Regions from separate parts of the Homo sapiens genome. Here region 1 is linked to region 2. The links are chromatin contacts, found by Hi-C in ENCODE. All regions are on one chromosome and are shown on one strand. The core of a region is the stretch at or near the end of the contact, and the rest is flanking DNA. Distances in the headings are between cores, read along the strand shown.

Region 1 (6,715 bases), core at 1,838-4,337, 3.6 Mb before region 2:
GATCACGAGGTCAGGAGATGGAGACCATCCTGGCTAACACAAAGAAACCCCGTCTCTACTAAAAATACAAAAAAAAAAAATTAGCCAGGTGTGGTGGCAGACGCCTGTAGTGCCAGCTACTCGGGAGGCTGAGGCAGGAGAATAGCATGAACCCCGGAGGCAGAGCTTGCAGTGAGCCGAGATCGCATCACTGCACTCCAGCCTGGGCGACAGAGCGAGACTCCATCTCAAAAAAAAAAAAAAAAAAAAAAAGAAAAAAAAAGAAAATCTGAGAACGGATACACAGATTCTTTCAGATTCTCCCTTCAAGCTTGTCATTTTGTAGAAGAGAAGACCAACACCCAGGAAGTCAAGTTGACTTCCCCAAAGTCATAAAGCCCATCTCCACCAGCAAGAGAGGCCAAGGACCCTCAACCTCACCCAGAAAACAGGATGCTAAGATCACAGTTTCTTTGGGTCTCATTTTATTTGTTCACTTGCTAATTCAACACTTTTTAGAACCTGGGGGCTCCAGTAATCATGAACATCAGAGTAGGTTGTGTGAGGAGAAAGAAGAAGAAATGGCAAACATTCAATTTCAGATATTGTAGGGATGTTCAGGTATTGTCCAGAGAGCAGCTGGAGCTGAGGGGTCCCTAGCTCTGGAGAACTGCAGATCTGGAAGATATCCCCACATTGAAAGCACACGAAACCCAGGGAGAGCAGAAGTAGTTTGAACTGCAATTCTGACTCAGCCCAGCTGGGCAGAATGATGTCCAGCATATGGTTTGATTTTCTCATCGTTGAAGTTAAAGCAGATAGCAAAAAATAAAAATAAAAAAACACAGTGGCCAAAAGATGACATTTAAAAAGATCCCTGGATCAAAGCCTTTTTGTGAGTACTGTTATTTCATCCTCCTCCTAACGGTAACCACTTCCCACATGAACCCCAGTAAGGCAACCGTGCAGCCCACAAGAGAGATAGAAATATGACCACACTTCCCTCTTATAAACAGGCGATGGTAAACATCTGAGACCACTGGTCCACAGCCGTGGTTAAACAAAGGGTTGGGGGCACCCTGGCATGGCCGTCAGGGCCTCCGTCTCCCCAACAGGCTGACGCTCTATGAGTGGTGAACTTGGACCATTAACTTCAGAACTGAGGCAAACAGAACCAGCCTCGCACTGCGGCAACTTCGTCTGGTTTCATGCCCCGGCTCACCTGGCCACTGCTTCTGGAAACTGAAGAATTTTCCAGGAAAGTAGCTGTTGGTTCCAGGCCCATGCTCAAAGGCACCTCTCTCTGCTCCACCAGGACAAGACGGCAGGAAGACAACTTACGTATTTACTGGAGTGCCCACCCCATGCCAACCCTCACCTCTTGGATCAGTAGCAGTGATAGATTCTTTTTTTAAACAATCAGAGCAAAAACTGTAACTCTTTTAATCAAGCAAGAAAAACAAGAAGACCTCAAAAAACTAATTAACTCTGAGATGTTCCCTGGGGTTCCAAGTTATCCCAGCTCCTAGATCAATAGGAAAACAAAACACGAGGCCTTGGGACAGGCTCTGTTTTCTCTGAATTGGAATGAAAGGGCACTTGCACACTTGAAGTTAGTGATTAGCTCTTTGCGACTGAAGACTCAAGGGTATTCCCTATCTGCAGAAAGTTCCGTCCGACGACGGCAAAACTTTATATAATTTGGACAGGACTTTGTTTTTAACCACTAAACATTTATAGAATTTTTATGTCTTCCTATATATATGCTTTCAGAGAAAGTTTCCAGCAGATTCAAAACAAGAGAGATGCACAAAGATACTAAACATGCAATTAAACTGCATATGGTTTTGAAGCTAGAACACAGTGAGAAACTTTAGAAAATTTCCCCTGAGGGAGGAGGCTCTCAGCGCTGTGCCCTGCCCCCACTTCAAACCCTAGGGCAAGTTGTTATCATTTTGTCAACAGGAAAATAAGACTGGTGGAGGGGTGGAGACAGAAATCGCAACTGCTTGAAACCTGAAACAACCTGGCTTGCATCACAAAATGTGTGGCCCTGGGCATGGCATTCAGAGGCCCAGACAGTCCCCCTGCTCTGTTTCTCAGGTCCTTTTGTCTCCTTGGGCCTCAATTTAACACCTCTTCCAAAGCTACCAGACTGCCACAATCTACTCAGGAGATACTCCAAACACAATTATAGCACTATCTCTCCACCTGACTGCAAGCTCCATGAGGGCAGACTTACCATCATGTCCTCAGAAGTCAGCAAGACATCATCAGTAAGTGTTCAGGAGTCTCACTTAGCGAAGGAAACCAGCAACCAACAAACATTAATCAGTAAGTTGGTGCCTAAGTAATGGCAGTTTTTGCCATTATTTTCAATGGCAAAAACTGCCATTACTTTTGCACTAACCCAAATAAAATTTACTAAGCACCTACCTCCATACTAATCACCCTGATGAGTCAAAGGAATAGCCTGGGCCCTTGACCTCGAGAGGCTTCTGAGGGTCCATTATTTCTGTCATTGACTGCATGTGATACAATACTGACCAACAAGATACCAGGAGGCTCCCGGGGAAGGTTTTCTTCCTAAAGAGACCCCCAAGGAATAGGAGCCCTTTTCTGCCCTTGGATGCAACGTTTATAGACGGTAATATCTGCAACAGTTGTGGCCACCCTTGGACCAACAGGAGACAAGCTTGAAGAGAATATGGCCAGGAGGAAAGATGTAAGGCTCCTGAGACCTTCTGATGCCTGACTTTCCTGCTTCTAGCCTTCTTAGTGGAAGTAATAAGCCCTCTTATGATTGAAGCTATTTGTTGGGTTTCAAGTCACTTTTGGCCAAAAGCATCCTGATACAGCAATGCTGGGCTCCGATACAGAATGTGGGATGGACTCACGACGGAAGGGGCCAACTGGCTTACTGCGGCACACAGGCATGAAGGACTGAGGGCCTCAGCTGGGGAAGGGAGGCTGGCAAGGGTAAGAAGAGCTGTAACTCAGGAGACTCAAAAGCCGCTTCCAGCCTTACCCACAAGATGGCCTAGTCATCCCCATGACACCAGGGCTCAGTTCCCACGATGACTATCTGATGCACTGGAGCATAAGTAATGAATACTCTCTGTCCATGCCACCCCCACACATGCCTCCGCGTGTCTGTGGGGTAGCAAAAGGGGAAATGCATCGTGTTCTATTTATAAGACCCAGCTGAGCCACAAAGGCTAACGACAGGGGCACTGTAGTATCAGCTGAAGCTCTCCAAACAGGTGCCAAGTTTGGTTTGAATTTATATTTCACATTTCTCAGGCTGAAACCGTTCCTCTCTGTCATTCCAACTGCTCTCCTTGGAGCTCACCCGACATGGCCTCGCCCACAGCAACAGTCTGGTTGGAGAGTTGAGAGAACTCAAGTCCCTCTCCAGACTTCCAATAAATTATCTGGGGCAAGAGAAGGAGGATGAGGTTTGGATGATCGCGGAAACAAACCCTGAGAGCCCAAAGCAGGAGTGAAACAGCACAGCCCTTACATGTTCTCTGCAGAATTCCGTTGGCAGGGAGGGGTTATTCGGGGCCACGTGCTTGCTCCGCAGCGGCCCTGGCACATTCCATGCACTGACCACAATCAAAGAGAAAGAAAAGGCATGCTTACTGTTATTTTTAATTCCTTCCTCAAGGCCTTCCAAAATTCTTCAGCAGGATTATCCACTAAACTTTCACCACTCCCAGCCAATAGTCCCTTTGAAGCCCAGAGCTAAAGTAAAGTGGAGAGCAGGAAAAGTCAGGTCCCAGAAGTCTCTGCTCTTGGCCATTAAATATCATCCAAGTTGCACTGGGCCTAGTGGCATCTCCCGGACTTCAAAGGGACAGGGCCTGATGATGGTGCCGACATAGTAGAGCCACGTGAATGCCCTGCCACTGCCACCCCCACCTGCTCCATACACACCTGACCTTGACCTCCACCTCCTTTCCCTTCAGTAGTAGACATCAGCATAGCCAAATGTTCCCTAACTCATACTCCAGTTAATTAAGCTCTAGTGCTAACTTTACCATGTTTTCAACATCTCGTCCAGTTTTAAAATATTACATTGCCAACTTGTTGCATGACCTTGGGCAAGTCCTTTCACTTAGAATAGCAGGACATAATTTGCACATTCCCTTCCACTTAAGCAACAGCACATGAGCTGGCGGATCCAATTCTCCATTACCTTGGTCAGGTATCAAGACCAGAGGCAGGGTGACTATTACCCAGGTTTGCCTGGACGGTCCTGATTTATGGCCAAGGACCGTAATTAATAGTGGCCATAATTAATAATGCTGCCCCTTTTCACTCTTGGAAACATCCTGGTTTGTTTGATAAATTATGTAGTCACCCTAGATTCTAGAAGGTGTAGAGCTTCAGTGGCAAATCCAGCTCCAGCCCTTAGCCTGAGACTTAAAGCAACTTACCTAAGTAATCTGAACCTTGTTTCTGTCATTTACCAAATGAGAATAATGATAGCAGTGTCATAGCTTTTTGTATGAGGACAACAATGGCCATCCTTTCTTGAGGGGCTATGGGGTAGAGCTCAGAGAACTAGGAACCAGAGACCAGAGTTAAGATTCCTGTTCTGCCACTGACCCCTCAATGCTTCAGCCTCCTCCTCTGTAAACATAAATACATAAGTACCCAGAGTACTGTAGGTAAGTAAATAAGATCAAGGAGATCACCCCCTCTGGCATACACTCAGCATGCAGTTGACACTCAGTCCATGCAACACGTACCAGGATCACCCCATGTGAGTGGGCTTAGGTGATTTGCTAACAGTCAACACTGCTGACTCGACCATCTTCTGAGTCAAATGCTTGGACATGGCCAAGAGTAACAGCTCACCTAAGCTTCTAGTACAAGGCACCAGAGCCTATGTGCCCCGAGCTCATATTCCAATATAATTTTGTGCAATATTTATGATTGTCTCTAAGGTCTCTGTGGAAATCTGGGTGTGAACTTAGAAGCCTTAACTCCCATCTCTGTCAGAAAGGGTTTTTAGCAGTATTAGTGAGTTCTACACCATAAAGAAATAATATGCGGGGGGCGAGGTGCGGTGGCTTACACCTGCAATCCCAGCAATTTGGGAGGCTGACGCGGGCAGATCACCTGAGGTCGGGAGTTCGAGACCAGCCTGACCAACATAGAAAAACCCCGTCTTTACTAAAAATACAAAATTAGCCAGGCATGGTGGTGCATGCCTGTAATCCCAGCTACTCGGGAGGCTGAGGCAGGAGAATAGCCTGAATCCGGGAAGCAGAGGTTGCCGTGAGCCAAGATCACGCCTTTGCACTCCAGCCTGGGCAACAAGAGCGAAACTCCGTCTCAAAAAAAAAAAATAATAATATGTGACATTGCAAAACATTTCACAGCTTGCAAGAAGCTTTTAATCTAAAATAAATCTAATCTGATTTAAGTAAATAACTTCAATAACATCCCTCCTTGAGGGAGGTCATTGTTTTTCCCATTTTACTGATGAGGAAAAGGAAGCTCAAATAAGTTAAACAACATGTCCACAGTCACCACCGCAGTAAGTTGGGGAGCAGGGATTTGAACCCAGGGCACTCCGCAGCAATAGGCTGCCCCTGGTCTTGCCTTCAGTTAAGAGGTTTCTAGCAATGTTTTCAAAAACAGCCCATGAAGTAGAATCAGTCCTTGGACATGAAACTCAATCTTTTAAAAACCCAGCAACTTAAACCACCACCACCACCACCAAGCTGACCCTCTAAAGGCGAGGTAAATAATAACCAATCTCTCAATGATAAAAGGAATGAAGAATACTGATTTAAACATGCTGTTTTAGTCTCTCATTAAGGAATATAATCTGTTTTCAATAAACATACATCCTGCTATGGGTCTGCAGTACTGAATTTAGGTAGTTTCCACTGATTGCAGTGTGGTCTGGAATTGGAAAGCCTGGCCTTGATTGATGATCATCAACAAAGAAATTGAAAACACTGACCAGAGACGGTCCATATGAAGGCACTGTGTCAGGCACAGGGAAGACCCAGCAGAGGCCGAGATCTAATTTGGGGGCCTGTGCTTGGGTAGACCAGGCATCTGCATGGAGGCCAGCAACACCCCACTTAGTTTCCCAAGGTATCCATATCAAAAGCCTGACATGACTCACTGGCTAATTACCTGAACGCCTGGGGTCCCTGAGCCCTCCTGGCTGAACAACATGTCTTCTCTCCTGACAGTGAACAAAACACTATCTTCAACCTGCTCCAGACATAGCCTAAAGCTGTCCACATGGTACTGTAAGGGATTATGACTCTGACCTGGATAACTCGGGCAGAAAACCTGCTGTTAACAGCCACTGGGTAAGAGGAGGAAATGAAACAAGAAACGATAGAGTGGTGGCTTTCACCGTGCCACTCCCCTGCTTTAAAATCTCCTGGACACTTACAGAGCAAGGTCCAAACACAAAGTACGAAGTTTGGCAAGCCAAAGCCCTTGACAACATCCTTCTCCAACTCCTCTCTGGCCACTCCCTCATCCACACTCTGGCCACCCTAAACTGTCTTGCCTTCCCTAGATGTCAGGCCCTTCCGCAGTCTGGTCTGTGCTCTGTGCTGCCTCCCACTCCACTCCTACACTCCTATCCATCCTTCAAGGCCCCAATTGAGTATTGCCTCCTCTGTGAAGCCTTCTGATACCTCCAGAAATAGACCTGTTCTTCCTCTAGGCTCCCAAATATTTTGTTTGACCTTCA
Region 2 (6,480 bases), core at 1-2,500:
TTTCTGAAGTGCACAATTCGAATTGTACGCTATTAATATAACCCAAGATACCAGTGACCATCTCAAAGCTAATAAACAAAGACTAGCGGTGGCACCAGGGCCCTACCAGGAAGTAAGCAAAGCCGTGTGGCCGGTGCGATCCTAAGAAGTCGCTTAGAGCAGACAATGAGAGGGCACTGGGGCTTCCAAGGGGGCCAGCAGGAGTTAAAACGCTTAAGCTACTCAAAAGCCTTATATAAATCTAATAAGTGTTTCACAACACAGGAACTGGGAATCCCAACGCATTTTCGGACAACCCAAAAGGTCTGAAAAACAAACTCGAGCAGTCCCCTCCAAAGCAGCTGTTGGCTCAGCCTCCGAGCTTCTCAGCCCGCAGCCTGTTTTCAAACTTCACCATCCCTGACGGATGAAAGACCCCGACCTCCGCCGCCCGAGCTCCCAGCGCCTCTCGGGGTTTCGAGGTGCCCGAGCCTGCGGAGAAGGGAAAGGAAACCCGGGCCGGGTTCGGCGGAGGAGAGGAGCCCCGCGCGCCCCGCAGCCCAGACAAAGCTGCGCCCGGAGAGCGGCGCTCTTCCCGCCCTGTCTGCGGAGAAGCGCGGCGCGGGCCCCGCCACACGTGCGGCCGCCCCTCGGGGGCCGGACACCCGCCCCACAGGCGACCCCGCAACACGGACGGGCACAGCCCCCGGCCACGGCAGGGCGGGGCAAGGGCGCACGCAGCTGGCCAGGGTCCCCGCCTGCCGCTGCCCCCACGCGCTCGAGGCCTCCGCGGACTCCCGCCCCTCGCGGCCCTCTCCTTCGCTGGCCCGGCCGTCGGGCCTCGGGAAACAAAGGAGCCGCCGCCGCTCCCGCACGCGCCCGCCTCATCGCGTACCCTCCCCAGCCCGCCGGGCCCGGCTCGCCCTCGCCCCTCCCCGAGTCCGCGCGCCGGCCGCCTGCGGCCCCTAGACGGCAGGCCCGGCAGAGCCGCGGCCTCGGGTGCGCTGCGGGGCCGGCCCGTGGCCGCACTCACCGCTGCAGCACCAGGACGACGGGGAGCCGTTGGGGAACTTGGCTGAGTCCGGAGCAATGCAGACGCTGGAGCTCAGGTGTGGACACTCCATGGCCACGAGGAGGGCAGCTGGGAGGACTGCGGCTCCAGGACCCGGCGAGGTGGGGGCGGAGGAACTCCGGAGGCTCCGTCTGGTGTCGCTTCTAGCCGGGCGCTCGGCCGACGGCGGCTGCGTCTCGAGCCCTTGCGTCAAAGAAAGCACGGGCTTCCGGACGCCGGGTTTTCTCGCCCGCCGTCTCCCGGCGCCCCGCTCCGTAGAACGTGTAACTCCGAGATCCGGGTTCTGCAGCCACCCCTAGACTGGAGGCTTCCGCCTTTCCAGGCCGGCCCCTCCCCGCCCCGCCCCCGGGTCCGCCCCCGCCCAGCCCGCGGGGTGGGGTCCCGGCGAGCTCCAGCTGGTGGCGCAGAGTCCGGCTGTGTTCCGAAGTGACTTTCCTAGTCACGCCGCTTCCCCGGCCCCGGGAAGGGTGGGGCGCCGAGCAGGGCACCCCGGGCCGTCCGCGGCGTTTCCTGCGGTGGGCGGAGGATACTGAACCTATGTGGTGCGGACTACTCGGTGGCTTCGTGGTAAAAATCCGGCCGCTCCGCAAAGTGTAAAGAAGAACTTTAAAACCTCTCGGGCAGACAGGCACCGTGGCCCTCATTTTATACACGAAGAAACAAGCTGGGGAGGCCAAGGGCCTGGCCCCGGGGGAGGCGGGCAGCGGGTTTCATGGGTGCCAGGGCAGTCCCGCCCGACTTAGCGTTAGGCTCCTTGCGGCAGGTGCGATCCGTAGCCCTTTCTAGGTTCTGAACACGTGGCGTTAGCCAGCCACCTAGATGCTGCGTGGGTGGGCCCGCAGGGGCGCCCATGAACCCACGTTCAAATCCTGTCACTGTGACTCACCATCTGCGTTACCTCCAGCACATCGTAGGACTTTCAAGCCAGGAAGTTCAAGTGAGATAAACGTAGCCTGGGATTGCTGGGCAAGCTAAACTCCCCATTACCAGGCGATAAGAAGGGAAGGGATCTAGCATTTGTTAGATACCTAAGGTCTCCCAGCCAGGCACTTCCCATACCGCATTTAAGCCTCGCAACACCCTACCAGCTGTTACCATCCCCTTTTTACCGCAGGGGGAAACCGAGTCTGTAACTTGTTGATCTGTATGGAGATTGGATCCCTGACCCTCTGACCTCTTTTTAGTGAGGGATTAGAGAAGAGGGCAAGCCTCAAGGGGCCGCTTGGGCCGGCATACCCTGGATCGAGCCTGCGATCTCACTGGGGCACTTGAGGACGTCCGGGGCTATTACAAATATTGCTTCCAAGTTGGGGCTCCTTGTAAAACCCGGCGAAGGAGCCTCGGGGCCAGAAGGCGAGCAGGAGGAGGGGGAAGACTGATGTGGCAATCCTGCGGCCAGAGCGAGAGGAGGAAGGAAGGTCAGGAAATGATTAACCGGGCCGGGCAGTGGTTAGAGCCGGGCACCTCCCCGCAATGCAGTCCTAGAGCAGCCAGGGACGCCCCGTCAATCACTTCTTACTCCTCCCTACCTCCCACGCCACAAGTCGGCCTCTTCCGCATAGACCTCTGCCTAATGGTATCCACCCACCGGGGGCACCTCTGCTCATCCTTTCCCCAGAAGTATTTCTGGGTCCTCAAAGATCTGTCCTTTTCCAAGTGGTATTTGCTGTTAGAGCAAGCCTCGGCCTGGGATTTTTATGGCAGTGATGCGTTGTGGAAAGTGCGTCTGCCTAGGAAGGCAGGCCGGCATGCTTTCAAATCTTAGCTCTGCTGCCTACTTGACGGCCAGGCTTAGCAAGCGTCTCTAGCCGTTCCAAGCCTTTTCTAGATCTGTAAAACTGGAAGAAGAATACTTGTCTCGCAAGGAACATGTGAGAATTCATGAAAATTGCCACCACATACTAGGTGGCCAATAAATTATAACTTTGTATTTGTTTTTACTGACACTAGATGAGAGCTGCTTCCCTGGGAAGCGGGAGGAGGAGAAACAATAATATCTGCCCTTGGCTCAAGTTCTTCCACCCATCTCTCCATGTCAACCTATTTGTCTTTAAGGCCTTGCTCCACCAACCTTCTGTTTCCTCCGGACACCCACCCCCACTTAGCATCCATAACCCCTTGTTCGGCCCTGGAGCATGACCTCACTCAGGCCATGCTTCATACTGGTATGTAATATTTCTTCACCCTCTCAGAGACTCCGTTTCCTAATCCCCTAGACTTCAGTTTAAACATCACTTCCTGAGGGAGTCTTTCCCGACCCTTTCCCACCCGCAGGGTACCTCCCAGTGTGTGATGTCCTTGTCTGCCCCAACACCGGCTTTTAAAAACACTTAAAACAAAAAACAAAACAAAAAAAAAAACAGTGTCTCCTATATTGCCCAGGCTGGTCTCGAAATCCTGGGCTCAAGAGATCCTCCCGCCTAGGCCTCCCAAAGTGCTAGGATTACGGGCATGAGTCACCGCGCCCGGCCTAAAAACACTCTTCATGCGTGTAATTATTTGTTTAATGTCTCTCTTCCTCTTGTTTGTCCATAAGGTAGCAAACAAGTCTGTCTGGTTTTCTGCTTTATTTCTAACATGCAATGTAGAACATGGAGGATGTCTGATAAGTAAGTGAATACATGACATGAACGGGTGAGTGTGCGGTATGTTAGCCATGTCTACCATGGGCAAGAGCCTAGCAGGTGGCCCAATATTTGCCAATATTTGACCCCTAGAGATGATCTCTAAATTTCCTTTCAGTTCTAGCTTTATGATTTTAACGGAATCAGGAATGTGAAAGTGCTTTGTAAGGTGTAAGCTATTTTAAGGGAAAAAAAAGTTTCCATTAGTGACTTCTCTCCCCAGCTAGAATAAAAACCCTTGGGAGCAGGGGCCCTAATTTAGTCCCGATTGTGATAGTCCCCAGAGGGCAAGCTCTATCAGGCAGTCCAGAGAAGTTGGGCAAAATCAGAGAGGCCCTCCTGGGGCGTTTGCTAGATTTCCCTAAAATAGTGAACTTTCCTGTGTCTTTGAAAGTTTCCATAATAAGAAAAGAGTGGAGAAAAAGAAACCCGCAGTGAGTAAATGAGTCAAATGGGGGAAGACCATGAGGCACACTGGGAAATCTGCCTTTTCAGTCCCTCGTTTCTTCAGCTGCATTTAATACAACATTCGCGTTTTTATTCTTGGCCCGCATCCCTCTGGCACTGAGGAGCTCTGACTTACATCCCAGGGAGCCCTGATGGTGACGAGCCAGCCTCCAGCCTCCAGCTCCCGTGCTCTTGAGTGCGCTGCTCCCGGGATTCCCCACCCAGCCCTCTGGACATCCGGGGGCGGGGAGGGAGGGTGGTTTCCGCGGCAAAACCTGCCCGAAGCGGCGGGCCTGTTCTAAAAGTTTGCATTTTTCAAAGGGGAGGAATGCAAAATTGCAACCGTACTATCAAATGTTTCTCTCCTAAAGGATAATTGTGTATATACATGGAAGTGGGGTCGGTAGTGAGGGGAGGGCAAGGTCATATATTGCAGGGGAACCACTTCAGGAAAGGTCTCAAGGTTGCCGCGATTTTCCTAAAACCTTAAACTTAGGACTTTTGGCAGAATTGATGGTCCTTAACCAACAATTACAAGGCAGACCAGGCCCTGGGGAAAACTAGCTCTGACTATCCTCACCCAGGGAAGGCTCATTGGAAACACTCCGAGAGATGGCTTAATTATTAATATTTACCATAGAGATTGTTCTAGGAGCAACGCCTCCTTGGGAAACCAAAGTTATATCAAGAGGAGGCTTGGTAAGTGTTGGGGGCAGGGAATGGGCCGCTGCCGCTCAGAGACTCTTCTGTTGCCTGGTTTAATTTTCCTAGTGGCACCTATCTAATATTTCCTTGCATGTTTACTTGCTTATCTATTGTCAGTCTCCATGAGAACAAAGATCTTGCCAGTGCTGTTGGTTGCCTGATTTCCAGCCCCTGGAATACAGCCTGGTAGGTGGCAGGCCCTCAGTAACTATTTGTTGAATGACTAAATAAATGGAGAGGGGTGGGTGTGGGCTCCAACCACCCAGCTCTCACTTCCCCACTCAGGAATACTGGTGGTGTCATTCTCCCCACTACTTCCCATTTACCCCTTTCACATCATCTCCCTGCTGGAATTCTTCAGTGGTTCCCCACCTTTTGGAAAAAATCCAAAACCCACTGCTCTCACAGGTACCTGGCCCCTCCCTTTTATTATAACTTTTTTTTTTTTAACTGTTACAGAAGTATTTCAAATAGTCCCCTCATAGAAATTGTGCTTCCTCATACCTCCGTGTCCTCCCCTGTCTGGTCCCCTTCTACTTGGTCTGCTCCTACTCCTTCCCCATGAAGCACATAGCCTCTTCCGGGAAGCCCTCCGTCACTCACCCAAGCACACTTCTCACATGGTGCTGTTATTTTCTGTTCACATTTCAGTCTGTCTTGGGAATAGGTGTTTTGTTTTTTTTTTTTCATCTGAGGATTTTCAGCACCTAGTTCAGCAATAGCAGATCTTAAAAAATTTGTCCACTGAATGTTGTTGGAAGTGCTCCTTTTTAAAGTGATTACAGCAATAATTATATGATATGGTCCCCTAAGTATTCAGAGAAAGGACCTCAACTATTTGAGAACGGAAACTTACATGTTATTGGGTCCCAACTAGGTGTCTGATACTGTGGCAACTTGTTGGGACCCAATAAATACTATGGTTTTTATTTCTTCTTTAATCCTTCCCCCCTACCAATGCAAAAACAAAAAAACAAAAACAAAAACAAAACCTTGGAGGTGGATATTATCATCTCCATTTTACTGGTGAGAGAACTAAAGTTCAAAGAATGTTAAATAATTGCACAAATTTACACAATCAGTAACTGGTCTTTTATCAAAAGAGGTAAGGTTTCACCCCTCATGCACATGGTCATGTCAATGATTTTGCAGTATTACACAGGAGAAGCCAAAGTTCCGAATAATGGAGTCATTTAGTGACCACAGGACACAGACAAGCCTCTGAGTAACTGAAGAAAGATTTATGTTCGGTGCCATTGTTGTAATTACCGCATCATCAACATATTGACTTATACTGCTTTTAACGCTTTCCTCTTTATCATTGAAATCTCCTTTTATGAAGGAGATGAGGGGGTTTTCTTGTTTAAAGACCCACTTTGCAGATAAAGCACTGACAGATTAAGCAAAACAGTGTGGCTCTAGCACCAAACAACTTTTATTTATTTATTTATTTATTTATTTTGAGACACGGTCTCTTTCGTCCTGGCTGGAGCAGGATCGCAGCTCACTGCAGCCTTGAACTCCTGGGCTCAAGCTATCCTCCTGCCTCAGCCTCCCAAGAAGCTGGAACCACAGACATGTGCCACCACACCTGGCTAATTAAAAAAAAAAATTTGTAGAGAGAGGGTCTCACTATGTTGCCCAGGTCTCCAG

What was found. Hi-C counts contacts between places; a loop is a spot of excess contacts on that map. Pooled maps may share reads with other maps.
Region 1: a pooled map shows a loop between it and region 2 (9-fold over the local background). The contact joins the enhancer-like site here to the promoter of USP3 in region 2. A Hi-C loop is called at or near these places in 2 of 37 single-sample maps with no recorded cell type and 6 of 50 pooled maps.

The regions. Positions count from the first base shown.
Region 1 is chr15:67,077,608-67,084,322 of GRCh38, reverse strand. The region is part of intron 1 of SMAD3 (SMAD family member 3); the gene reads right to left. Among named protein-coding and RNA genes, the nearest start is that of SMAD3, 15 kb to the right of the region's middle. RefSeq lists enhancers at 554-633, 1,104-1,223, 1,981-2,120. Within about 2 kb of position 3,087, at least 33 of the 41 ENCODE cell types and tissues checked have a DNase peak (open chromatin) inside an H3K27ac peak, as active enhancers do.
Region 2 is chr15:63,499,363-63,505,842 of GRCh38, reverse strand. It overlaps USP3 (ubiquitin specific peptidase 3), which reads right to left and starts at 1,250. Exons shown (of 15, transcript NM_006537.4): 1 at 1,013-1,250. The coding sequence starts at 1,103. RefSeq lists silencers at 439-518, 589-788, 859-968, 1,319-1,658 and enhancers at 1,384-2,176, 2,649-2,698, 2,177-2,970.